2 separate regions of the Homo sapiens genome follow, and region 1 is linked to region 2. A link is a loop called in an ENCODE intact Hi-C map of the cell type or tissue named here. Cell type or tissue: dorsolateral prefrontal cortex. All regions are shown on one strand. Links, peaks and the distances in the headings refer to the core of each region. The heading gives the core; the rest is flanking DNA.

The links. Hi-C counts contacts between places; a loop is a spot of excess contacts. Peaks named below come from ENCODE experiments on the same cell type or tissue, not always from the same donor. Only the 100,000 strongest peaks of a DNase experiment are listed, where the experiment ranks them.
Region 1: it touches region 2 in a loop (2.3-fold over the local background); 8 of 110 quality-filtered maps call a loop at or near these places.

What each region holds. Positions count from the first base shown.
Region 1 is chr1:44,640,288-44,652,078 of GRCh38, forward strand. RNF220 (ring finger protein 220) reads left to right here. Exons shown (of 15, transcript NM_018150.4): 9 at 4,411-4,507; 10 at 4,708-4,794; 11 at 4,934-4,989; 12 at 5,123-5,201; 13 at 9,374-9,482; 14 at 9,596-9,670; 15 at 10,417-11,436. The coding sequence ends at 10,488. It overlaps LOC107984950 (a long non-coding RNA gene), which reads right to left and starts at 9,379. Exons shown (of 2, transcript XR_001738031.2): 1 at 5,073-9,379. RefSeq lists an enhancer at 9,997-10,578. In dorsolateral prefrontal cortex, for the core only: a CTCF peak has its summit at 5,384; a DNase peak (open chromatin) is centred at 5,344; H3K27ac peaks cover 8,000 bases.
Region 2 is chr1:44,398,804-44,410,594 of GRCh38, forward strand. It overlaps RNF220 (ring finger protein 220), which reads left to right and starts at 6,452. Exons shown (of 15, transcript NM_018150.4): 1 at 6,452-6,727. RefSeq lists enhancers at 7,345-7,867, 9,634-10,310. In dorsolateral prefrontal cortex, for the core only: no CTCF peak of the experiment used is centred there; a DNase peak (open chromatin) is centred at 6,478; H3K4me3 peaks cover 3,852 bases; H3K27ac peaks cover 4,156 bases; H3K27me3 peaks cover 4,970 bases.

The sequences.
Region 1 (11,791 bases), core at 2,247-10,246, 240 kb after region 2:
GGTCCAGCCAGTGACAGGTGTTGGAACAGCACACTGCTGGAGGCGGTCTTGGAGTGGAGAGGGTTGGGCTGCTGCCTTGTGACTCCCTACCATCTTTAGTTCTCTCTGTCGCCTGTTGGGAGGGGTGAGGAGAGGTGGCAAGGAGCAAGGCACCTTCTGTCCCCCGTGGCAACTGATGGGATTTAATCGCCTTTTGGAACACAATTGTTAAGCTAGGACAGAGGGAGTGCAGGCAGAAGGAGCAAGTATCAATGGTTTTAAACGGCGTCTGTCTCTCTGCGTCTCTCCTGACGTGAGGCAGTGAAACGCGTTATCGAGGAGGCCCGGAAAGTGGCTAAGTGCGTTTGACACACGCCAACTCCCTGCCTCCACACTGGATAATTGCATTGTCAACTGTTCAGCGAGGTGGCAGGTGACACTGCAGGCCGATTGATTGTCCCGCATCGCAGCTCCCCAGACTGTCAGCTCCCCAATCGATGGCGTTTACACAAGACACCGTAACTGCATCTGTAACTAATTCCAGTGTAAAACTCGCCGGAAGCTGCTGCCCCTGCCCTCCGTGTTGGAGAGCACAGGCCCCTGGAGGGCCCCGAGACGTTTCCTTTCTCCCTGGGCTCTGGTTTTGTTGGGAGCAGCAGGTGAGGAAATCGATGCCTCCTTTTTTGTGGTTTCAGGTTCCAGGACGATACTGCCCCCAGTAAACGGGCATCTCCAGTTTCTCAATCGATCATCTGATCAATTGATTAAATTAACACTGATTTTTTTTTTCTCCCTTCTCAATAACCCAGGAAGAAATGAGTTTATGGGAGAAGGGTCGTTTTTATAAAACGTAGACCTGTGTTTCATTTCTGCACTTAACTCTCTCCCTCTTTGTTGCTCAGTTTTCACTGTGAGGAGAAGGATATTTTTTTTTGCACTACCCACCCCGCCAGGAATGGACAACTCTGGCACCACCCTGCTGGGTATCATTGACCATCAGGCTTAGGTTGCCTATGGGTGGGGGCTCAGGCCTTTATGCCACTTTAAGCTGGGGCAGAACTGTAGCAAGAGGCCCTCCCTGGTGACTGAAGGGTACTCTGGGCCATCTTGGAGGTCCTGGGGGCTGAGTTCCTTCCCTAGATAGCAGTAGTAGGAGTGGCAGCTTGCCTGTTATCGCTGGAGCTACATGGAAGAGGAGCCAGAGACTTGGAAAGGAGCTGTCTGTGCCATCTTGCCTCTGAGTACTGGCTTGGGATATTCCAGCAGCTGAGAACATCAAACGACTGTGGAGCCTTCCTCTCCAAGCGGGAGGGGGGGCAAGCTGGCGGGGGCGCTGTCTGCATAAAACGGCTTTATGGCCGTTTCTTTTTATTATGATTCTGCCAGAAGTCAGCAAGTGACATTTCATTAAGAAAATAAAGTTTAATGTGCTGGGAAAGAGGTTGGAGCAGGCTGGGGCAGCACAAGAGTGAAATTGGCAGCAGCAGCCTGTTCTGAACACCTGTGGGGGTAGGGAGAGGTTCCCAACATCTGTCTCAGCTGGAGGATGGGGTCAGGGTCAGAGTGAATGGCTCAGACCAGAGGCAGAGGCCTTTTCTTTGGCAAACAAAGTGTGTCGTGCTGTCCATCCTGCCTCACTGGCCAGCGGAACAGAAAGCTGCTGCCCGGCTGGGAGCTGGGATCTGATAAGGAAAGTTGTATCCTGAGAGATTTCTCTAGGCCACCAGCTAACTAGGACCTAATAGAGCAGTGTCGCCAGTGTTTAGCCAGTACTGCTGGGGTGTGCTGTGTGGCACCAGCCATCAGCCTGGCCAGCTCTGCTGGGTGATGCTGAGATCACAACAGTGAGTCAAACTTGGGACCCTTGCAGCTTCCACTCTGGTGAGGGACAGTGACAATAGGTGGTAATAAATATGATTTTGGAGTTACACAGGATTCTGGGTGGACACCAGGGAAGGGACACCTGTGTATAAGAACGTGGGAAGCCCCATCTGCCACGCAGAGCACCATGAGGATAGGGATCAGATCTTGAAGCTCTCTATTCTCAACATGGAGCCAAACAGAGGATGAGCCCAATAAAGGTTGAAAGAATGGCATTGAGGTGAGAGTTCTTTCCTTTAGCAGGGATTTAGAGAGCAGCTGCTCTGTGTGGGCACTGTGAGTTAATGGTAGGAGGCATGGTTGGGCTGAGTCAGACTTGCCAAAGGAGCAGGCATGTATATTGTAGACCAGGAGGGAGAAGGTTCTAGGCAGAGAGCAGGAGGTGCGGAGGCATGGGGGCATGAGAAAGCACAGGATTTGGGAGACCACAGTAGCTCTGTTTAATGGAGTATGAGTCCTGGGCCAGGCATGGTGGGCAGTAAGACTACAGAGAAAAGGACTTCAGGCTACAGGGCTGCTTTCTGCGTTGAGAAGCTGGGGCTTTTCCTGGCAGCTTTGGGGTACCCTGTTTTCTCTGCTTTGCCATGGAGCCATATTGGGCTCACATGTGGTGCCAGGGTTCTCTGCTTTCCACTTATAAGGCAGGGCTAGGCAGGGCCAGGCCGAGCAGAAGATGTGAGGCCAGCTGCTGAGCTGCGTGTACTTGGGGAAGGGGGGTTGGCAGGACTTGGGTGCCGCAAGCTGTAAGTGAACCTGATAGCTACATTCTGATTGATGGTGGAGTTTGTCTCCCAAACTGTCAGAGGGTTTATGGAGGTGCCACTCACCCACAAGGCGGGAATTGCTTGTCAGGACACCTGGCCGTGTACAGGAGACAGAGCTGTAACTTGGTGTTTTCTCAGCTTAATGGCCCTGCTGCTGACCTGACCTGCCTGCTGCCTCAAGTGTGTCAGTGCCTCAGGGTAGAGGGCAAATGAGGACTGTCAGGGAGAGGTGGATTGCAGGCTGTGCCTGGCATCTTTCCTTCCCGATGCTGCTTGCCTTTGGGATTGGTGGTGTCTTTGTGAGACCAGAGACTGGTGGGGTAGAAGGGAGAAGGATCAAGACTCAGTGTTTTTCAGGGCTTGAAAAATGGAGAACATTCCAGATGGAGTGAATAGCATGAGCAGGGGTCTTAAGAGCAGCATATACAGGCTATGTTTGTGGTTTGGTGAGCAGCCTGTGTGTGCACATGCTTGGGGTTTACAGAGTGAATTAGTAGAGAGCAAGAGTAAAGACATAAATGGACCCAGATCTTCATGGATCTGGCTGAGGAGCCTGGGCTTGGTTGTGCATGCAGTGGGGAGCCATCAATGGTTTTGGAGCAGGAGGAAAGGTGGTCAGAACTCAGTGGTAAGCAGAATGAAGGAACAGATAAGAGGCCTGAGGACTCCCTACAAGACATACCCTAATGAGAGTATAAGGACCTGAGAGGAAAGAGTGGACAAGCAGAAATGTCTGAAATCATCAGGCAGATACTAAGCTGCTTCCTCACTTCTTTAAGGATTTCCTTGCTGATCCCAGTAGCCACAGAGTCTCACATTCTTTTGTCCCTGGCAGGGCTGTGCTGGCTAGTGAGGTGTGGTCTGAGACCCACTAGGAGGAAGTGGGGAGCTGGGGGGAACAGCTCTATAGCACTTGACCCTAGGCTATCAGGAAGGGTGGTCCTGGATGTCAGAGAGATCGCCTGGCAGGTGAGCAGGCCTGGTGTAGCCCCAGCAGCTCGCCCCTCCCTCTGAGCTGAGAGTCCGTCTGTGGCTGTGCCAGATGCACCTCAGGGGTCAGCCACTTGCGTGGCCCATGGCCTGGCCTCCGCTCAGCCTGGTTGCCTTCATGGACTGCTTTGAGAAGTAGGTGTGCATGCCTGTCCTCCCTCGTCTGTCCCTTCTTAATCCCTTTATAACTGCACTTGTCCAGGAATCTGGGCTGAGTGAGGTGGAGATGAATAATTAATGTCAGGCGCTTCAGACACCAAATATTTGAACAGCTGCCTGGTGTTTTTGCTGGCAAGGACCTAGCGGCCAAAATCAGGATGTTGGCCGGGGGTCCCACTCTGTGGCTCTGATTGGCCTTAGCCAGCCTGTTCTCTCCTCTGATGGACTTGTCAGGCTGGATAATGGGGCATAGGGGAGGCCCCACTCTTTTCCTGTGAAATTCCTAGACCTGAATTTTTCTGTCCTCTTACTGTTCTTCCTAGACCTGGAAGATAGGTGGACAGCAGGCCTGGGCTGAGTGTCCCCGAGGACGTGACATAATATATGAATGGGCTAGTTTATGAGCAGAGACCACTTGGAGCAGCATGCAGTAGCAGAGAAAGATGAGGTTTGCAGAGTGAAGGGCCTGAAATGTCAGGGTCAGGGGCACTGAAGTATCTGGCTCTATACATCCCAGGCCCAGGTTTCCCTCTGGGCCTTATCAGGTCCAAAGCCTAACCCCTACCTGGAGGCAACAGGAGGGGCACCCTTGGCCTCGTCTTGTCCCCAGGCCCTCCTCACACCCTGCTTCCCACAGGCTCTGGCTTCATCATGTGCAGCGGCAAAGAGAACCCGGACAGTGATGCTGACTTGGATGTGGATGGGGATGACACTCTGGAGTATGGGAAGCCACAGTATCCTTGGAGCACTATGGGGGCTGGTGGGGCTGATAGGGCAGGCACAGGGAATAAGAAAAGTAGCTCTTCTAGTATTCACCTGCACCACCCCCCGGGCCAGAGTCTCAGCTTTGGCCAGGAGGGCCATGCTCTCCTGAGGATTCAACCCTCATAGCCTGCTGCAAACTAGGATCCATTGTCCTTGACCACCATGCCAGATACACAGAGGCTGATGTCATCCCCTGCACAGGCGAGGAGCCTGGTGAAGCCAAGGAGAGAGAGGCACTTCGGGGCGCAGTCCTAAAGCAAGTGTGGGCACAGGCTTGGGCGGGTGGAGCAGAGAAACAGGAAGCCCTGAGGCAGGGGTTAACGCAGTACTGACCCTCAGGGCTGTCCTGCCCGCCTTCAGGCCTCACTTTGTTTTTCCTCCCTCCTTTCCTCCAGTGGCGGCCCTCCCAGCACGCGCATCACACCTGAGTTCTCTAAATGGGCCAGTGATGGTAAGTCCTGCCCCAGGTTAGGAGTAATGGGGGAGAGGGGGTATCCCTAGATGGTGGTGACTGACTCAAGCCCAACCCCTCACCTGTGCTGCCCAGTCTGGCCGGAGTGTGAGTTGCCCCTCTGTCCCAGCAGAGATGCCATCCACCAGCAATGGTGAAAGCAGCAAGCAGGAGGCCATGCAGAAGACCTGCAAGAACAGCGACATCGAGAAGTAAGTGTTTGGCCAGGAGAGAGCCCTGGGACCACAGTTCAGTGGGAGGAGGGGCCCTTTGCTAGCAGGAAGGCCTGCTGCCAGGGCTTCTGGCCCTCCCAAGTGCAGCTCAGTGCTGCTGCCCTGGGCACACGGCCGGCAGTGGAGCCCAGCTGGTGCTAAGCGTGACTCTGTGAATTGATCACTGGGCCACGGCCCCAGAAGCCTTGGCGGTGGGAGGAGCAGTCCACCCGCCTGCCTGCCTGCCTGCCCGCCTGCTGCGGCGGCCTTCGCCCGGGGAATGTGATGTATGGCCGCCCAGCCCAGCCGGCACACTTGATTCATCTCCAGTTTCTGTTTCTTAATCGGGAGCTAAATTGGTTTCATTTTTCTTGTCCCGGGTGGCACTCGCAGTGGATTTTAGGCAGGAACATTGGGTATCATCACTTCTGGTAGGAATTTTTGGCCTGGGTTCTCTGGCAGAGGAAAAGGGATCCATTAGCACTTTGCCCAGGGCTGAGCAACCCCTGGCCTGGATCCCTGGGAACCACAAAGATTTGGTATCAGCTGGGCATCTTCCTGCCTTCCCAGAAGCCCAAGGAAGGCCAGTTCTGGCCTCAGGAGATGGCATTGTCCAGTCTAGGCTGCCTGGTGCTGCTGCCATTGGTCATTGCTTAACTCCAGTACCCACCCCACCTTCTGACTGCAGGCTAGGTTGCCTGGGGTTAAAAGGCAGCCTCTTCATTCCAGGGCCAGTGTTCCATCTTTGCCTCCTGCCAGGAGAGTGGATTGGAGGCCGGTGCAGGGCCGGGTCGGTGGCCCAGGGTCACCTCCCATTTGTTTCCCTCCATTTTGTGTTGTCATAAATTCATTCCAGCCCGTTGTGGTTGATCAGTTTATCTCGGCCGGGGCCGCGAGTGCTGCTGGCATGATGTATGGGCCGCGGCGCAGGGCCCGGCTGCCCATGAATCACCGCAGCTGCTCCGTGTCAGCGCCGGAGCGGGCCGTATGGGTTCTGCGCAACCAGCTTGTGGTGGGGAGGAATGACGTATGGATGTTTATTTAATAATTCTCTCCTACTCCAGCTGAGCAGGGCGGGCGGGGTTGTAAGGGGCACCCACCCTCGTCTGGAGGGGCTGCTCATAAATCAGAAAGACAAGATCATTAATCAGGGATGGCGCCCGAGGGGGAGGTGGGGGCAGAGCCAGTGGCTTCCATGAAGGTACAACCCACCCAAGGCTGGGGGGAGCCAGGATTTCTGTCCCACCTGTGTGAGCACAGGCACCCGTAGGCAGGGATCTCTATGATGAGGTGGAGACTGGCTCAGTCATGTGCAGAGCTCTCCACTGGGTCTGGATCTGCTGAGACTGGGGCCCATCAGTCCCCGTGATTTCTCTATTTCTTGCCCTAGATCTGTTTTACTACTCAGGGAAAAGGAATGGTAGGATGCCATGGCTCCTCCAGGAATCTCCCCACCCCATGCCCTGGAGGGACTCAGGAATAGCTCACAGCCAGCCTGGACCAGGGGTTGGAGGCTTGGGTATTTCGCCAGAGCCAAGATTGGAGGGCAGGTGTGTGCTGAGCACATCCAGGATAGGTAGGCTCTGGAGTTGGCTATTGGCCTTCAGTGGGGCCTTGTAGCTCTTGGAGATGGCATGGGAAATGGCTTCATTCTCTCCTGGCCTCATCCTTCTTTGCCATTCCAGCTCTAGTTCTCTGATTTGGGGTTTGGGAGTTAGTTCTCCATTCTGGTGTAGGCTGCCCCCAGCTGCAGGCCTTAGTTTCCCCATCTTTGACATAACTATATAGGACTAGGCAAATTCTCAGCTTAGTCCTTGGAGTGGAAGGGAGCACAGCTACAAATCCTTGTCTCCTTATCAGGAATTTACCTGTAATCCAGATGGGGATGGCACATATGGCATTGTGCAAAATGCCAGGGAAGGAGCCTGCTGTTCGGAGGCTTGTGAGGAGGGAAGGGATGGTAAAGGCTTCCAGAGCCAGAGAGCTAAATGGAAGCCCCCAGGGAATCAGCCAGTACCAGGAGGAAAGAGTCAGAGCCTTTCTTGGCATCCCTGGAAAGAGGCAAGGCAGAGGGAATCATGGACCCTAGGGTGATGGATTTAAGTGTCCCTGATACAAGGACACAGCCACTAAGGAGTCACGCTCTGTGTTGCTGCTAGCTCCCCAAAGGAAAAAGGCCAGAGATTGAAGTTGTATTGCCCATGAAATGGGACCACTACCCTCCCTGCACTCCCATTACCACTCACATCCAGCAATGACAGGCCACCTGTAAGCTCTCAAGCTTCCTGAGCCAATTGTCTCCCCTAAACTGCAGAACAGGTGCCCCCAGGAGACTGTCCTTGCCCAAAGTCCACGTCCCTTATGATTCCCCCGCCTCAGTCCAGCCTCTGCTTCCTGATTGAGTACATCTGTGAAACCTGAGCTGTTCGTACCCCCACTCTTCCAGCATCCTCAGCAGCTTCCTGCTGTCCACGAGATAAACTTCAGCTCCTTCAGGTGTGGCATTTGAGGTCCTCTTGCATGCCATCTCCTTTCTTACTGTAGCACTTTGCCTACATGTGGGCCTTCTAGCCAGACTGGGCTCTTGGGCCTCTTGGCCTCTGTTTCTGCTGTTCCCTTGGCCTGGAGCCCCACCTCCTCCTGGGTGTAGCCAGTATAGTCATGGTCAATCACACAGTTATTAGTTGATCATGGAATCAGTCTGCCAGGTTTGAATCCCATCTCCCTGACTCTGTGGGGACCTTGAGCAAGCTACTTAATCTTTCTGTGCTTTAGTTTCTTTGTATATAAAATGGAGATATTAGAATCTTATGGGGTTTTTGTAAGGTGTAAATAAGATAATTATCAATCCCTCAGTACAATCTCTGGCATTTAGTAAGTGCTTAATAAATTTTAGCTATTTTATTTGTATTATCATTATTATTCCCTAAGGCCAGTCTCCTATACCATCTTTTCTACTTTTCCAGGAAGCATTCTTCTCCATCTGTGAGCTCCCCTGGATCCTGTTCATTTGTTTTAGGAGGGTGGGAAGGTTCCTTGAGAGAGTCCTAGCTATTCCCTGTTCAGCAGTGCAGCCCAAGGAGTCCTGGAAATGCAGGAGGGACCTTCAGGTGCAGGGCTTGGCCCACACACAGGACTACCAGGGCATCTGATATATCTAGGAAGTAACAAGGAGCCCTGGAGGCAGGCCAGGGCTGTGGCAAAGAGACCTAGATCATGTGGGACACGCCTAGTCCCTGCATCTGTCCCCCTCTCCCTGGAGTTTGGACGGGCCCTTTCTTCAGCAGGTGTTTGCTCACGTCCCATGCCTGAGGTGGGGCTCTTGGCCATAGTCAGTATTGGTGGAGTGAGCAGCCCGCCCTCAGGGAACCCATACTCAGGAACTTTACACTGCTGTGGTGGAGTTCACACGGGGGGCTGTGAGAGCCACTGTGCAGTGCTGGCTCAGGGGTCTGGAAAAGGCTTCTGGGAGGGCATGGGAACAAAACTAGATCTGAATGATGAGGCAGAGCTAGTGAGTCAGGCGAGGGGGTGCAGAGGGATCACAGTGCAGAGGCCAAGGCAGTGAAAAAGGTGGCGTGGATGGTGACACATAGGAGTCGAGCATAAAATGCGTGGCAAGGTCCTCAGGGGTACGGCGGGCTGGGGCTGGACCAAGGAGTGTAGTGGAGCTCTCTACTCCAAGGGGGACATTGGAATGTTGGAAGTCACACCACGAGAGATTTGCTTTGAGAACATAAATTCCTCTAGGCGCTGGGAGAGTGGAATAGAGATGAGGGGCCTGGAGGCAGAAAGGCTGTCTGGAAAAAGTTAGTGGTGGAATTGGTGGAAGACATCTGAGAGCCTGGACTCATGGTGGTGAGGAGAGATGCCGGAGATACTAGGAGAGATGACAGATTTGGGTGGTTGGGAAGACTGCGAAGGAGTGGTTGAAAATGGTTCCCTGGTATCTGGTGTAGAAATTCATCCGAATGGGAATGGAGGAATAGAGAGGGTGAGGAGTTTAGTTCTGGAATGTGGAATTTGCAGATTCAGGTTATCAGAGAAAGGGGGCAGGCAGGGATGCCTAGGGGACATTTATGTATTTGGTTCTGGAATTCAAGGGAGGCGTAGGCTGGAGGTACAGATGAGAGATGCCAGCCTGCTACCCAACCATGCCTTCCTTTTTACAGAATCACCGAAGATTCAGCTGTGACCACGTTTGAGGCTCTGAAGGCTCGGGTCAGAGAACTTGAACGGCAGCTATCTCGTGGGGACCGTTACAAATGCCTCATCTGCATGGTGAGTAGAAAAGAACCTAGGGGTGCCCTTGGTCAGGCTTCCACGCCCTCTGGGGGAGTTGGAGAGGGTGGGCCTACCTCAGAGTGACCCCTTCTCTGCCCCCTCCTCCCTAGGACTCGTACTCGATGCCCCTAACGTCCATCCAGTGTTGGCACGTGCACTGCGAGGAGTGCTGGCTGCGGACCCTGGTGAGGTGGCATGGGGGTCGGGGAATGGGAGGCCGCTCCGGGCACTGCCCAGATGTCTGTGCTTATGCCTGAGCCTGCCTGGGGGAAGTGGGGAGCATGGCGCAAAGGAGAACAGAGCCAGGAGCCAGGATATTTACCCGCAGGATATTTACCCCCAGGCTCGCTGCCTCTCCTCCCCAACTGCAGGTTTAGGAACTTCTCCCCCTCCATGAGTTCACTGCATTCTCCCTTCCCCGCCCCGGTCCCCGAAGGCCCACTGCATCACACAGACTGGTGAGGCCTGGGGTCAGGAGGAGGCTGGCTGTAGGTAAACAGGACCAGGGCCTTGGCCCCTCCCCCTCCCATTACTAAGCTCCTTCTGCTCCTGCCCCTGTTCTTCGCTCAGGAGCAGCCATTAAAATGTCGCCCGGAGACAGTAATAAAAGGCTCGGACGTGGGCTCTGTGTCCTGATCAAAGGCCGCGTGTAATCTCGTTAGGGCTGCGGCTGCCACAGCTGGACCCAGCCTTGTTCTCATTACTGGGGCTCCTGCTGCGGGGCTGGCCAGGCGGTTTGATCCTGGCGTCCCCCCAACACAGGAGCGTGCCTGCCTGCTCACAGAAGCTGCCTATGCGTCCCCAGCCTGGGCTGACAGGACCAAGGTCTCAGCACACACTGGTGCAGAGAGACATGGCTGCAGGCCCAGGTGCTCACATGCGCACACATGGCTCATTGTGTAGACCAGAGCCCTCCCTGTTCTCCCTGCAGGGTGCCAAGAAGCTCTGCCCTCAGTGCAACACGATCACAGCGCCCGGAGACCTGCGGAGGATCTACTTGTGAGCTATCTGCCCCAGGCAGGCCTCGCCTCCAGCAGCCCCACCTGCCCCCAGCCTCTGTGACAGTGACCGTCTCCCTTTGTACATACTTGCACACAGGTTCCCCATGTACATACATGCACATACTCAAACATGCGTACACACACACACATTTACACACGCAGGACTCTGGAGCCAGAGTAGAGGCTGTGGCCCAGGCACTACCTGCTGGCTCCCACCTATGGTTTGGGGGCCATACCTGTTCCAGCTCTGTTCCCAGGGTGGGGCAGGGAGGTGGGGGTTGGGGGAGTAGTGGGGCACGGCTCCTAAGATCCAGCCCCCATACTGACAGACGGACAGACAGACATGCAAACACCAGACTGAAGCACATGTAATATAGACCGTGTATGTTTACAATGTTGTGTATAAATGGGACAACTCCTCGCCCTCTACCTGTCCCCTCCCCCTTTGGTTGTATGATTTTCTTCTTTTTTAAGAACCCCTGGAAGCAGCGCCTCCTTCAGGGTTGGCTGGGAGCTCGGCCCATCCACCTCTTGGGGTACCTGCCTCTCTCTCTCCTGTGGTGTCCCTTCCCTCTCCCATGTGCTCGGTGTTCAGTGGTGTATATTTCTTCTCCCAGACATGGGGCACACGCCCCAAGGGACATGATCCTCTCCTTAGTCTTAGCTCATGGGGCTCTTTATAAGGAGTTGGGGGGTAGAGGCAGGAAATGGGAACCGAGCTGAAGCAGAGGCTGAGTTAGGGGGCTAGAGGACAGTGCTCCTGGCCACCCAGCCTCTGCTGAGAACCATTCCTGGGATTAGAGCTGCCTTTCCCAGGGAAAAAGTGTCGTCTCCCCGACCCTCCCGTGGGCCCTGTGGTGTGATGCTGTGTCTGTATATTCTATACAAAGGTACTTGTCCTTTCCCTTTGTAAACTACATTTGACATGGATTAAACCAGTATAAACAGTTGCTGCCTGTGTGTTATGTGTGTGGGGTGGTGGGGGAGCTAACTAGGGGAGGTGGGCTGAGGCAGTTAAGGGGTTAATTCCTGGTGGCAGGATGGGGGAAAGGACTTAGCTATAGGTGTATGACACTGTGCAGGGTTGGTCTGCTCTGGGGCCGTGGAGCATTTGGTTTGGAGGGGGGTGGGGCTGGGGATCTGGGCTCCTGACTATTGATGGGTAGGGGCTCTAGGTTAATTCTTTATCGATGCAGAATCGTCAGCTCATTAATCACAGAAGAGGTCAGAGCTTGGGGGTACAGAGGGGATGCAAGCTCTATCCCCCAACCTAGGCTAGGAGTGGCCACAAGCTTGGGTACAAAC
Region 2 (11,791 bases), core at 1,815-9,814:
TGGCTGACTGTCTTTGGGAGCTACCTGCAACTACTTCAGAAAGTTTCTTGTTGGAGTCAATATGAAAAATGGAGGATTTATTATTTCTACTGTGAATTTATTTTTTCTTTTTGGGTGATAAAACTGGAAATCTCAAAAAGTCTCCTGGTTTATGTGTTGGGCATAGATGAGGGAGATTCCTTTTGAAAGTGAGTGTAGAAAAGCAGACTTTTTATTTTGTGAAGGTTTTTTGAAGCTTACAAGTCCTTATATATATATTTTAAAAGTCCAGATTGCTCAAACTTGAAGTTCCCCTCCTCCTTGCTCCTCCTTCAGGGCCTTTTTCTAAACCTACTTCCCTTAAAATGACTTTTATTGATTTTCACTCAATGAGAGTTATTCTTCAGAATGAGGATGGAAGGGTCAGAGAGAGAAATTTACCCTGTGTTACCTGTGGAATAGGTGTGCATTTGTATCCAGTCTTGCTTTATTTGTTCTGTTTCCTGTATCCAGAAACCCACACACTGGGGATCATTAGGTCCTCTGTGTCTTGGTCGGAGCTTGAGTACAGTATACTAATAGATCAATTTATGTGTTCATTCATTCAGCAAACATTTATTGAGCAGGCATGTCCTAGGCATTGGAGATACTAAGATGAATAAGACATAGTCACTGCCCTCAGTGACCTCCAGATGTACAAGAAGACACCAGCCTGAAGGCAGCTGGGGTCAGGGAACAAGGCAACTGAATATCCTCCATCAGGAAATCCTAAGAGAATAAAAAGACCAGTCTTGTAACATAAATATAAACATCTAATCAAATTAGCCAATTAGAAAAACATTTTTAAGAAAAGGCAATCTTTTACCAATTTGTCCTATGTATCTTTTGCATTTTTTCTCCCTAATTTCTTTGTCTCCAGTCTTACTCGTCTCCAGTCTACATTTAAAATTGCCTCCAATTTTATTTTTCTAAACCCTGATCTGATCATGTCATTCCTGTTTTGAGAATTTTCACTCATTCATTCTGCACTTTTTATCAATCACCTACTGGATGTTTCCAGTGAGTGTGAAGTGTTTGGGATGCAGTGGTACGCAAGCAGGCCCTACCTTCAAGAAGCTTTAGAATCTAGACCAGGTAGTACTTTCTGAATCTTGTCCTTTTATCTAAATCAGTTGAGTCCGACAGACACCAGTATCTGTTGTGCTAAGTACCACGCAAAACAACTAAGACAGAATTCTGCTTTAAGCAGATCAGAGTCTATTAGAGGAATCTGAAAACAATCGATAATTCCAGTACAATGTGATAAATGAATAGATGCATGCATAGACTGCTATGATAATCAGATTTGAGGAGAAGAGAGGCTGGTGGGCAGGGTGGCTTCCTGGAAGAGTCCATCCCAAACAAAGTCTTGAAGTATAAATAGGAGTTGGCTAGACACTGGGAGTGTCCAGTTAGTTCCTTAATGTGACAAACAAGATCTTTCACAGTCCATTAATCTATTTTTCCAGTCTCCCCTTATATCTTCTACATCTTTTTTTTCAGCTCCCAGCCCAATTTCTGAATGTTTTTCAAATTAGGAATGAATGCCCCTGGTTTATTTAGTGTTGTGCTTTGGATGTGAGAAAGCACCAAATAAATGTGGTGCATCTTTCTGGAGCATCAGTTCTATCAAATGATAAGTAATTTAAAACATGGTTTTATATTAAAGCTTAATATATTTGTGGAATTGAAGGCAAAATTTTCATTCATTTTTCAAGATAAAACAGGATACATAAATTTCAAGCTAGTGGCAAGCCATTTTAGGCTTGCCCTTAGACATCACCACCTGCACCACCTCTTTCTTGAGGAAAAATTTGAGATGTACTATCGGAATGTGGCAGGAAATTTCATGTGCCTTTGCATACGCTATTTGCTCATCCTGGAGTGCTCTTCCTATTTTTCTCCCTTGATAAACTACTTATCCTTCAAAGCCCAACTTAAGTGTCATTCCATATAACAGTCATTTTTAACGAAGCTTAAATGTCATCCCATATGATAGTTATTTTTTAAAACACCCACTTCTGTCTCTGCCTCCTTTCCTAATAGCTCCAGGCAGACTCAGCACCTCCTTCTTTTGTGTTTCTACCACCCTATACTCAGAATATCCATTATAGCACTGCTTTCATTGTGCCATATGTATTTGCTTTCCAATCCATCTCTGCTGTTGGACTATAAACCTCTCTAGGGCAGGCACTATTATTTATCTTTCTATTCTTAGTGACTGGCACTTGGTAGACACTCAATAAATGTTTGTTGAATTTGTGGACCATTCCTTACTCTGCATCACCTCTGTTCTTATATAAAGTGATATCTCCTTTACTTCTCATCTTCAGGGAATGATGTGTTACACAAAAGTATATTTTCCAGACAACTGAAATTTACTTCTTAAAGTATCAAAATCTTCTGTTTAAATCATTTTGGTAGGAATTTATTTTTCTATATTTTCACACGTGTGCTTACTCTCATAAGTAAAATATACTAAGTGTAATGTGTTCCTTGATGACCTATCCCCAAAAGTATCAGGATATGTTTGGTTGGAATTCATGACATCCGCTGGGAGCACTGATGGGATAGGGCTTTTTGCCTTCACACCAAATAACCCTATTTTGTTGTAGTTTTTGAGTTATGGTGCTTGCTTCTTATAGTTCGGTCACCATTTCTCATTGTCAGTGTTCTTGCTCTAACAACACTACCCTTTGCTCTTTTTATATACGTTTTAACGGATATTAAAATTACAAAACTAATATATGTTCACTGAAAACAAACAGAAGTCTATGGAGTAAAAAGTCAAAGTCCTCCCTTCATTCCTGTCTAACCCCCCACCCTGTCACGTCCACACTTTCACTCCCTAGCCATAACCATTGTTAACGGTTTAATGTATCCCTACAGGCCTTTTTCTGTCAATGTGTGTGTACACGTATACGGACAAATATCAAATCATATTGTACATACTGTTGTATGACTTGCTTTTCTCACTCGACAGTATATAATAGGTATCCTTCTATGTCAATACATCCTAGTCTATATCATTCTTTTTAATGGCTGCCCCCTTTTAATTTGACAATCTTAATCAGCTGTGAATGGGAAAGCCAAATAATCAAGCTTATTAGAATTGTACCTAAGAAAGAATAAATCGGCTCTGAATGAAGGCTTGTGTAATTCTCCTAGGAGGGAAATGTGTTAACTTTAGTGCATGGACTTTGTAATGTTTATTTTGGCTATTCTGGGACCCTTTTTGCTTATTTCCTGCTTCATTGTGTTTTGGATAGCTGAGGTTGCTGGACATATGACCTGTGAATTAGTGAGGTATTACATATTCAATTTTGCATTACATAATTTTGCTCTGATTTTATGAGGGATTTGCATTTAATTTATTCGTTTAGATTGCTGTTATAGACAGTGATTAATTCTAGTTTCTGAGTACTTGCATCGTAGTGAGGACCACTGCATGTGGTAACAGCTAAAAATATTTGGCTTGATGATTGAACAGGCCTTCTTATCTGTATCATCTATCTGTGAGAATGTGCACTGGATCTACGGGAACTCTCTAAGTTAGTCTGAGGGAGCCTTTTACTACTGATAAACATTAAAGTACTGACAACATCTTTTGCTATAAATAATAAAATCTTATTTAGGATTTATATAGAGTCTTCCTTCTGCCTTCATCCACCATACTAAAATGGCTAAATCCTGTTGATTCTACCTTTTAGATCTCACTGTAATGTGTCCCCTCCTCTCCACTCACTCTGCCCCAGTACCTTGGTTCAGGCCCTACTTCATCTCAACTGAATTACTTGAGATAGACTTTTTGATTGGCCTCCCTGCCTCTTGTCTAACCTCCACCTTGTCCACCCAGGAACTAGTGCTTGTTTTAAAACAGAAATCCTACCCTGTCACACCCCTAAAACCCTCTAGGGGTTTCTCATCATCTGTAGGATAACATCCACTTTCCTTAGCTTAGTATACAAAGCCTTTTGTGATTTGGCCCACTTCTCCTGCCTATCTCTTGCTGCTCAATGTTTCATATTTCAATTTTGAGGGAAATCAGTGGCTTATAATTCCTTTAACACACCAGGCAAGAGAGTTCTCGATAAATGCTTGTTAAATGAATGAATGAAATACCTTATGTAGCTAGGGTGACCATTCAATCTGCTTGGCCCAGGATGGCCCTTGTTGACATTTGTCATCCCAGTGTAATTATTAAAAGTGTCCCTTTTTTATCATCAAACTTGTCTCAGTTAGATCAATAAATTCTAAGGTCATCCTTATTACAGTGGTTATCAAATTGATTTCTAACTCTTTCTTTGTCTCCTCTACTAGATGGTGAGCTCTTTGAGGACAGGAGTTCATTTTTATATCCTCGTTTATTCATTCAACTAAGAGACTGATGCTGTAAGGTGCTTAGGGTATGATGTAGAATGCAACAAACATGGTTCTTGACTTCATGAAGTTTACAATCCAGCAGGAAATAATAATTTAGTGGAAAGAATAGAGCCTAACATAATAAATGCTGGTGTATGAATGAATGATTAAACATGGATTAGAAGTTCCTCAACAGGCCAGGCGTGGTGGCTCACCCCTGTAATCCCAGCACTTTGGGAGACCGAGACAAGCGGATCACTTGGGGTCAGGAGTTTGAGACCAGCCTGGCCAACATGGTGAAACCGTATTTCTACTAAAAATTATTTGGGCATGGAGGGGCATGCCTGTAATCCCAGCTACTTGGGAGGCTGAGGTAGGAGAATCGCTTGAACTCGGGGCGGAGGTTGCAGTAAGCCAAGATCACACCACTGCACTCCAGCCTGGGCGAGAGAGTGAGATTCCATGTCAAAAAAAATAAATAAATAAAAATAAAGTTCCTCAACAAATAATCCTGATATCACGAATTATAGAAATAGTTGTAAATGTAGAACTCTAAGTGATCAAATTAACAATTTATTTAGAGTTGCCAATTAAAATTTTAAAATACCAACAGCACACATATACATAAACATACTTAATATTTAGATGCTACCTTAATGTTAAACATAAGTAAAAAGGACAATGAAATAATAGCAAGAATGAGATTTTGAGTCTCATTCTTTTTAGACAATTTATAATCCTATGTGGTTCTCTGTAAAGTGGATTATCAGTGTGTACTCCATTTCTCCCCACCCTCCCTTTTTTTTTTCCAGATGAGAAATCTGAGGTTTTAGACACTTAACTACAAAACAAAAGAATGACTTTTTTTTTTTTTTTTTTTTTTGTCACCCAGGCTGGAGTGCAATGGTGTGATCTCGGCTCACTGCAACTTCCGCCTCCCGGGTTCAAGCGATTCTCCTGCCTTGGCCTCCTGAGTAGCTGGGATTACAGGCGCATGCCACCACGCCCGGCTACTTTTTGTATTTTTAGTAGAGACAGGGTTTCACCATGTTTGTCAGGCTGGTCTTGAACTCCTGACCTCTTGTTCCGCCCGCCTCGGCCTCCCAAAGTGTTGGCATTGCAGGCGTGAGCCACCGCGCCCGGCCAGGAATGACTTCTTAAACCAGGATTTGATTTTGGTTGAACTTTGCTTTCAGAACTAGAACTACCTGCTATCCAAGACTTGTTAACCACGTTTTCATGGGCAAATTACAAAACCCTTTCAACCCCAGTTTCCTCTTCTATAAACTAGTGGTAATATTATTATCTCCAGAATTAATCTTAGGAGTAAATGAAATTATGTAAAGGCATTTAGTCTCATAACCGGGCTCCTAGAAAGCACTCAGGAATGTTAGTTCTCTATCCATTTCCCCTGTTTATCTTTGTGTTTGATGAATTATAGGATGATATGAAATGATCTGAAATGAACTGTAATATAAACATCAATAAAACACCAATAAAAAATTTTATTCTCACATCTGGATGCTATACTAGGCCTTCACCTCCTCCAAAAGTTACAGTTTTATTAATATTCATTTATTATTTATTATTATAGTCAAAGACCCAGAGAAGCATTCCAGGAACAAAGCAGCAGGTAAGATTTTTCTGGGAAAAGACAGAGATTTTGAGGGACCCAGGATTTGGGGGTCATTTAAGCAGCAGTGGATGTCAGTCTTCAAGCTTTGCCCATTTACTCTTGGTCCCTTTTGGTTCAGGAAAGGAAGAACAACAAGCACGAAACCATTCACTGAGACCTTTGCGGGTGGGGGAGGAGGGATGTAAACAAAAGCCAACGCTCTCTTTAGTTCACAATGGCTCGCGACCCCAAGACTTCCAAGCTCTTTGGTGAGGGCCAGCAGGTCTGTTCTCCAGGAGTGCCCTGGGTCTGGACTTCATTTCCCAGAGTCCCTTAGTGCCCTAATGTATTCAGTGCTCAGAGTGCCTGTATGTGTGTGAGTGTGAGAGAATGTGTGCGTGCGTGTGTGTGTGCGCGCGTGTGTGTGTCTCCGAGTCCCTGGGAGAGTGGAGGCTCATTCACTGATTAGATCCAGCGCTGAGAGGCAGCACTGCTCCTTCTCTCACGCCAACTGAGTCTCTTGATCTGTACATGCAATCCCAGGCAGCTCGCGAACACAAACCCGGGGCCAGCCGCCTACTGCTGCTGCTGCTGCTGCCGCTGCCGCCGCCGCCGCCGCCGCTGCCTCCGCCGGCTCTGCGAACCCGGGACTTTTCATGCACCACACTCTCCGCCTGCTTCCCTCCGTGTCCTGAAAAGTGCGACCGTTCTCCCAAGGAATTTCCACGGCAAGTATGGAGATCAGAAAGGGGTGTGGACGTGTGTGCGTACCCAAGAGGGGTGGGTGCGAGGGCGGCCGGCTTGTTCAGGAACCTGGCTAACTTTCCGGGTCCGTTTCCTAGGGATTCGGGCGGTTCCCTCTGGACGGGGGCAGGGACTGGGACTCGGACTGGCGCGTCTTGGATCATCGCGACGGAGCCTCTCGGCATCGGCGCCCTGCGCGCTCCGTGCGCTGCCTCGCTCAAACTTTCCGTCTTGAGTTTTCCTTAATGTGTTTTATTTGGGGAGGGGGGGAGGTGCAAGGGGGAGGGACCAGACGCGGGAATTGGACAAGTTGGGAGGGTGAGGGCACTGCAAGGGAAGGGAGCAGGACTTCTTTTCTCCGTCTCTTAATAAGCCCCATTCCCACTTTGTTCGGGTCGATATCGAGAATGCCTTCTCGCCGGGCTCTCTGGTGCACCCCCCGGTGATTTCCGGGCTCCCCTATGTACCCCGCGTTGATTTCCGGCGAGGCCAGGGCTGGGTGGTACTCAGTGGGGAGCCCGAGGCGGCGGGCGGATGGAGAAGGGGCGAGCCGAATGAGAAACTACCCCGACAGCCTCCACCCCACACACAGCCGGCTCCGCGGGATACCCGGGGAGTGGCTGTTTAGCCCTGGACCCCGGGTGCTCGGCTGACTTTTTCCTAGCGGGGGCGGGTGTGAAGGGTGTGGAGGGAGGGAGGTGGGGTAGGATGGATGGATCCTCTGCGGGCAGGAAGGAGGCAGGTGCTAGCATAGAGGCGGACCGTTCTAAACGCCACCGGTAAACTCCCCACTCCTCTGGGCTGGACCGGCCTGGCCGTAGAGTAGCCCGACACGTGGGATCTCCCGGGATTTTCGGGGTCGGGACCCCCTCTCCCAGCGGTTCTACTGAGCAAGGCGGGAGGACGATCGTGGAGACGAGGGCTACTTGACTACTCTACTTGTAGTTTTATTTTTATCTTAGACCTGCCTTAAACTGAGTAACAATTTCTCTTCTGACTTAAGAACAAAACTTTTCAGTGAGCACGCCGGTCGCTGCGGTCCTGCGGCCACTGCCGCCGCGCTTGTCAGCCCGGGCCGAGCGACCTTCTCTGCCCGGAACCCAGCCCCGCCACCGCACTCCGGAGCCTCCGGCCTCCCCCACCCCACCCCCGCCCCCCAACCCGGGGCTTTTCAGGGCTCGGCCTGGGCGTTTCGCCTTTGTGCTTTGTAAGAGAAAGCCTTTTCTTCCAGGGCACAACAAACTTGGGCGGAGAGCTTCCGTGTGGCCCCCCGGGCGAGGCCGCCCACGGTGGTGAGGCCATCCGAGGGGATGCCCGGTTCATCCCCCAGTCCAGGAGCCTCTCCGAGAGCTCGCGGCCCAGGTCGACCCCAGCTGGCGAGGGCGCGCAGGAGTCCCGAAGTAGCGGGGACTAGGGCAGCCAGGAGGCAGGGGGAAAGCTCTCGCTTCCCGTTAAGCACACCCTGCATTCTCGGGTCGTGGATGCAGCTCCAGCGGAGAGCCCGTGTTCCGGCCCTGAGCCAGGCGCGCGTCGCACTGGGTGGGTGCATGGGGCCCGGGCCATAGGTGTGGGGGCACAGCCCTACCTGGCCGGCCCGGGTCGTCTGGGGTCTGCGCCGGCCCACTGGCCCGGGAGCCGCCGAGGGGGAGAGCACCGCACTCGCTGCCCACGACGCCCAGCAGCCACATCTTGCCTCTCGCCTCCGCTCCGGACTCGGCTTGAGGGGCAAAGGGGAGAGAAAGGAAAAATAAAGAAAAAAAAGGGCGGCAGTGAGGAAGCAGCGAGGGGACTGGGGGGAGCAGAGTGGGCAGGGGGGCTTTGCCTTGCCTGGCCTCCTCTTTCCGTCTCGCGGGCTCTTCCTGCAAAGGGGAATGAGCAGAGGGGGGAAAGGCAGAAAGAGCGTCGAGGAAGAGCGGTGCTGGCGTCTTCCGTGCCGATCCCTCCTGGCCCGCAGAGACCCGGCAAAAGTGGCGTGAGTTCGCTTGCTGCGCTTCGAGGCAAGGCTGGGGAAGGCCGAGGACGGGGCGGCGCCGCGTCGCGCCGCTGGTGGCCGACAGGGCCGGGGCCGGGCGCGGAGCGAGCGGGGACACACACCTGTTCTGCGAGCCGCGCGGTGTGCGGCGGCCGGACGGCCGCGGTGCGGGCCGCAGAACCCTCCCTCCCGCACTGCGCATCCGCAGTCCAGGAGCTGGAAGGGCCCGGCAGCCCCGCGCCGGTCCGTATTTGCAGGAGAAGCGGGAGTGGAGGAGTCCGCGGCTGCCCGCTGAAGCGGTGGTGCGCGCGGCGGCGGGACCCGGGTGACCCCCGGGGCGGGGCTGCTCGGGGGCTGGAGGTCCTTGGACTTTGGTCGAAGGCTGGCAGCTCTGAGCCCCTGCCCCGCGGGCCCCGCGCGGCTGCGGACCAGGGGCCCTTGCACGTGTCGGTTCTTCCTGGACTGGCGCTTTGGTTGCCCAAAGTTGGGCGCAGATTGTTTCGTGCGGAGGTTGTTGGGACCCAGAGTATTCTATATACAAAGGCAACCGAGAGCCGGAGGGAGAGGTCGGGCCAAAGAGTAGTGGGCTCGGCTCCGCGTTGGGCCCAAGTTTATGTAGGTTTCGCCTTCACCTCTTCTTCCCCCGTTTTCCCTAAAAGAGTTGATTTTTTTTCCCAGTCGAGACTCTTCCGAGCTGAATAATGCACCCGCTCGCTGAGCCAGTATCCCGCGACCCCGCACTCTCGGACTGGCCCGGGCTGTCTCGGATTCGCACCCTTTGGCCAAGCTGGGCCTGAACCCGGGTCCAAATCTGGGACCATACCCGGCCATGCCTGAAACACAGGCGTCGGCCCTAGCCCGGGAACTGTGTTAGCCTTATGTTCCCTGAGCTCTCGCATATGGTGGTAAAATTTCTGTTAGAGCGGTGTTTCCAAATACCCCCTGGGCATTTGGTGTGCGGGAATTCTCTTCAAGCGAAGAAGTCTGTGAACTTAAAAAAAAAATTTTTTTCCTGCGTTCTTAACAACCCCCCACTACTCTGCCTCATTTCCCATTGTTCTTTGCTTTTTAAGTTCCTTGTTAATTTTTTTAAAAGTTTATTTATGCAAAGGAAAAATATCGTTTAATTTGTTCTATTATTTTAATTCCTGGCTTTTGGAAACGGTTCAGAGACCACAAAACTGTCACCTGTTGTAATAAGCAGAGGAGTGTTGTGTGTGCATTTTAATTGCCAGCAGAGCCGTAGTTTGGTGGGCGCCCTGAGCTCGGCTCCGGGAAAGAGCCCTTTGCAGCTTTCTTTGTGGCAGTCATTTGCAAAGGGGTTTGGCTCTCAGCTACGGCGGAGGCAGAGGGGGCAGCAGCACCGCTTCCTTCTATGCCGATCCCGGGCGCAGGTCAGGAAGCCCAGACCTTGGACTGGGATGGGAGATTACCTACTCTCTGAGACTTTCTCTTGGGCTTTCGGTTTTTCTGTGCGAAAGTGGCTAGTTCGCTCCGCAGAGCGCGGAGCGCTGCGCATCAGCCCAGCCTCAGACATTTTCACGTTCCAAACGCGGACGTCTTCGTTTCATTTGTCTTGGTTCTGGCGTGTTTAACCACGCAATTAGTAATCTCACTAATTATTCAGATAGCTGGCGTTTTGCAATCACTTTAAACCAGGGTCAGGAGTGTGATTTAAGAAACAAACAAACTCCCACAGATACGGAACTGAACCAAACCCATCACGTCAAGGATTTGAAATTTTTTAACTCAATATTTGTTGGTCCCTCCGTCCAACCTCACTGCCTGCCAGACAATTTATTTAGCTTCGTGGATTGATCCCTCCTCCTTGTTTAGTTAATTCAACAAAGACTTTTTGCAATCTGTTTGGAGTTTGTCTGATGCCGTGGAAAAGTAGCTGATGATTTATTTGGTTGCTTTTCGATTTCTGTCTTCAGCCCTTCTTTCTCCTCCTTTCAGCGGGGATGTCAGCTGTTATTACTTCCTATTGATCCCTTTGCAAAGTGAGAAGTGAACTAAAATTAATGTCAATTCCACTGCTCGGATCAATAGCTGGAGTTATTTTAATCTGGATTTGCACGAAGTGCTAAATTAAAAAAAATCAGCATAGAGGCAGAAAAGTAACAGTTACTTACTTTCCCTTTGCCGGGTTCTTCACAGTCACCCAAATGCTCCATCAAGCTGATTATCTTACAATCCATATTTTTTTAATTAAGAGGGTCAGTTAGTTTTCTTATTTTGGGTTCTGTGTTTAAACCCATGACATTTTGACATTGGGAGTGTATTAACTATAGATTTTCATAATGACTGTGGTCAGCTGAAGCCTCATCTATACAAGTTGTTAATGTGAGGAGAGGGTAAGAAAGAAAAGGGAAAAGAAAAAAAAGAAAAAAAGCACTCCCCCCTCCCCCATGGAGACCAACGCCCACGCAATGAAGTAAAAGAGATGTGGCCTGGAAAAATATTGTTGATTTATTTTCAGTGTAATGAAGTTTTCAAATGAATAACCAGGGTTGAGTGATTCACCAGGTTCTGTTGGAGTGTCCGGTGCTGTCACCAGATTCCTAATTTATGAAACTCATTTAAGATAATGAGGTGATCTAGGAAGTAAAAATAGCAAGTGAATCCTGGGGGGGGTCGTATTTTGAGGGGGAAACATTCCTCCCTTCACATTTCTTTTCTCCAGTTTTCCTCATATAATATTGCTTGTTGATAGATAAGTAGCTATTTCTGTTGTGAAGAGCTGCTTAGAACCCTTGGAACAGCCCTAGACCCACTTTCAGAGCGTCCATGTTGTATGACCATTAATCTGACTAGAAAACAGCCAAGAACAGGATTCCCAGACTTGTCAGCCTAACTGGCTGTCCTTGGCAGATCATTCCCTGCACTGCTATAACTTGACAGGAAAGTTATTTAAAATTTGGAAGAGAGAAAAATCCGTTAATGTGAGATACATAATCTGGTAATTTAGCAATGATGTCTATAAGGAAAGATGCCAAATGAGGAAGCAGTCTGATGGTGTCCACTCATCTTCCCAATTAATAACAGTCATTGACATGTCTGCTACAGGATGGGAGAAG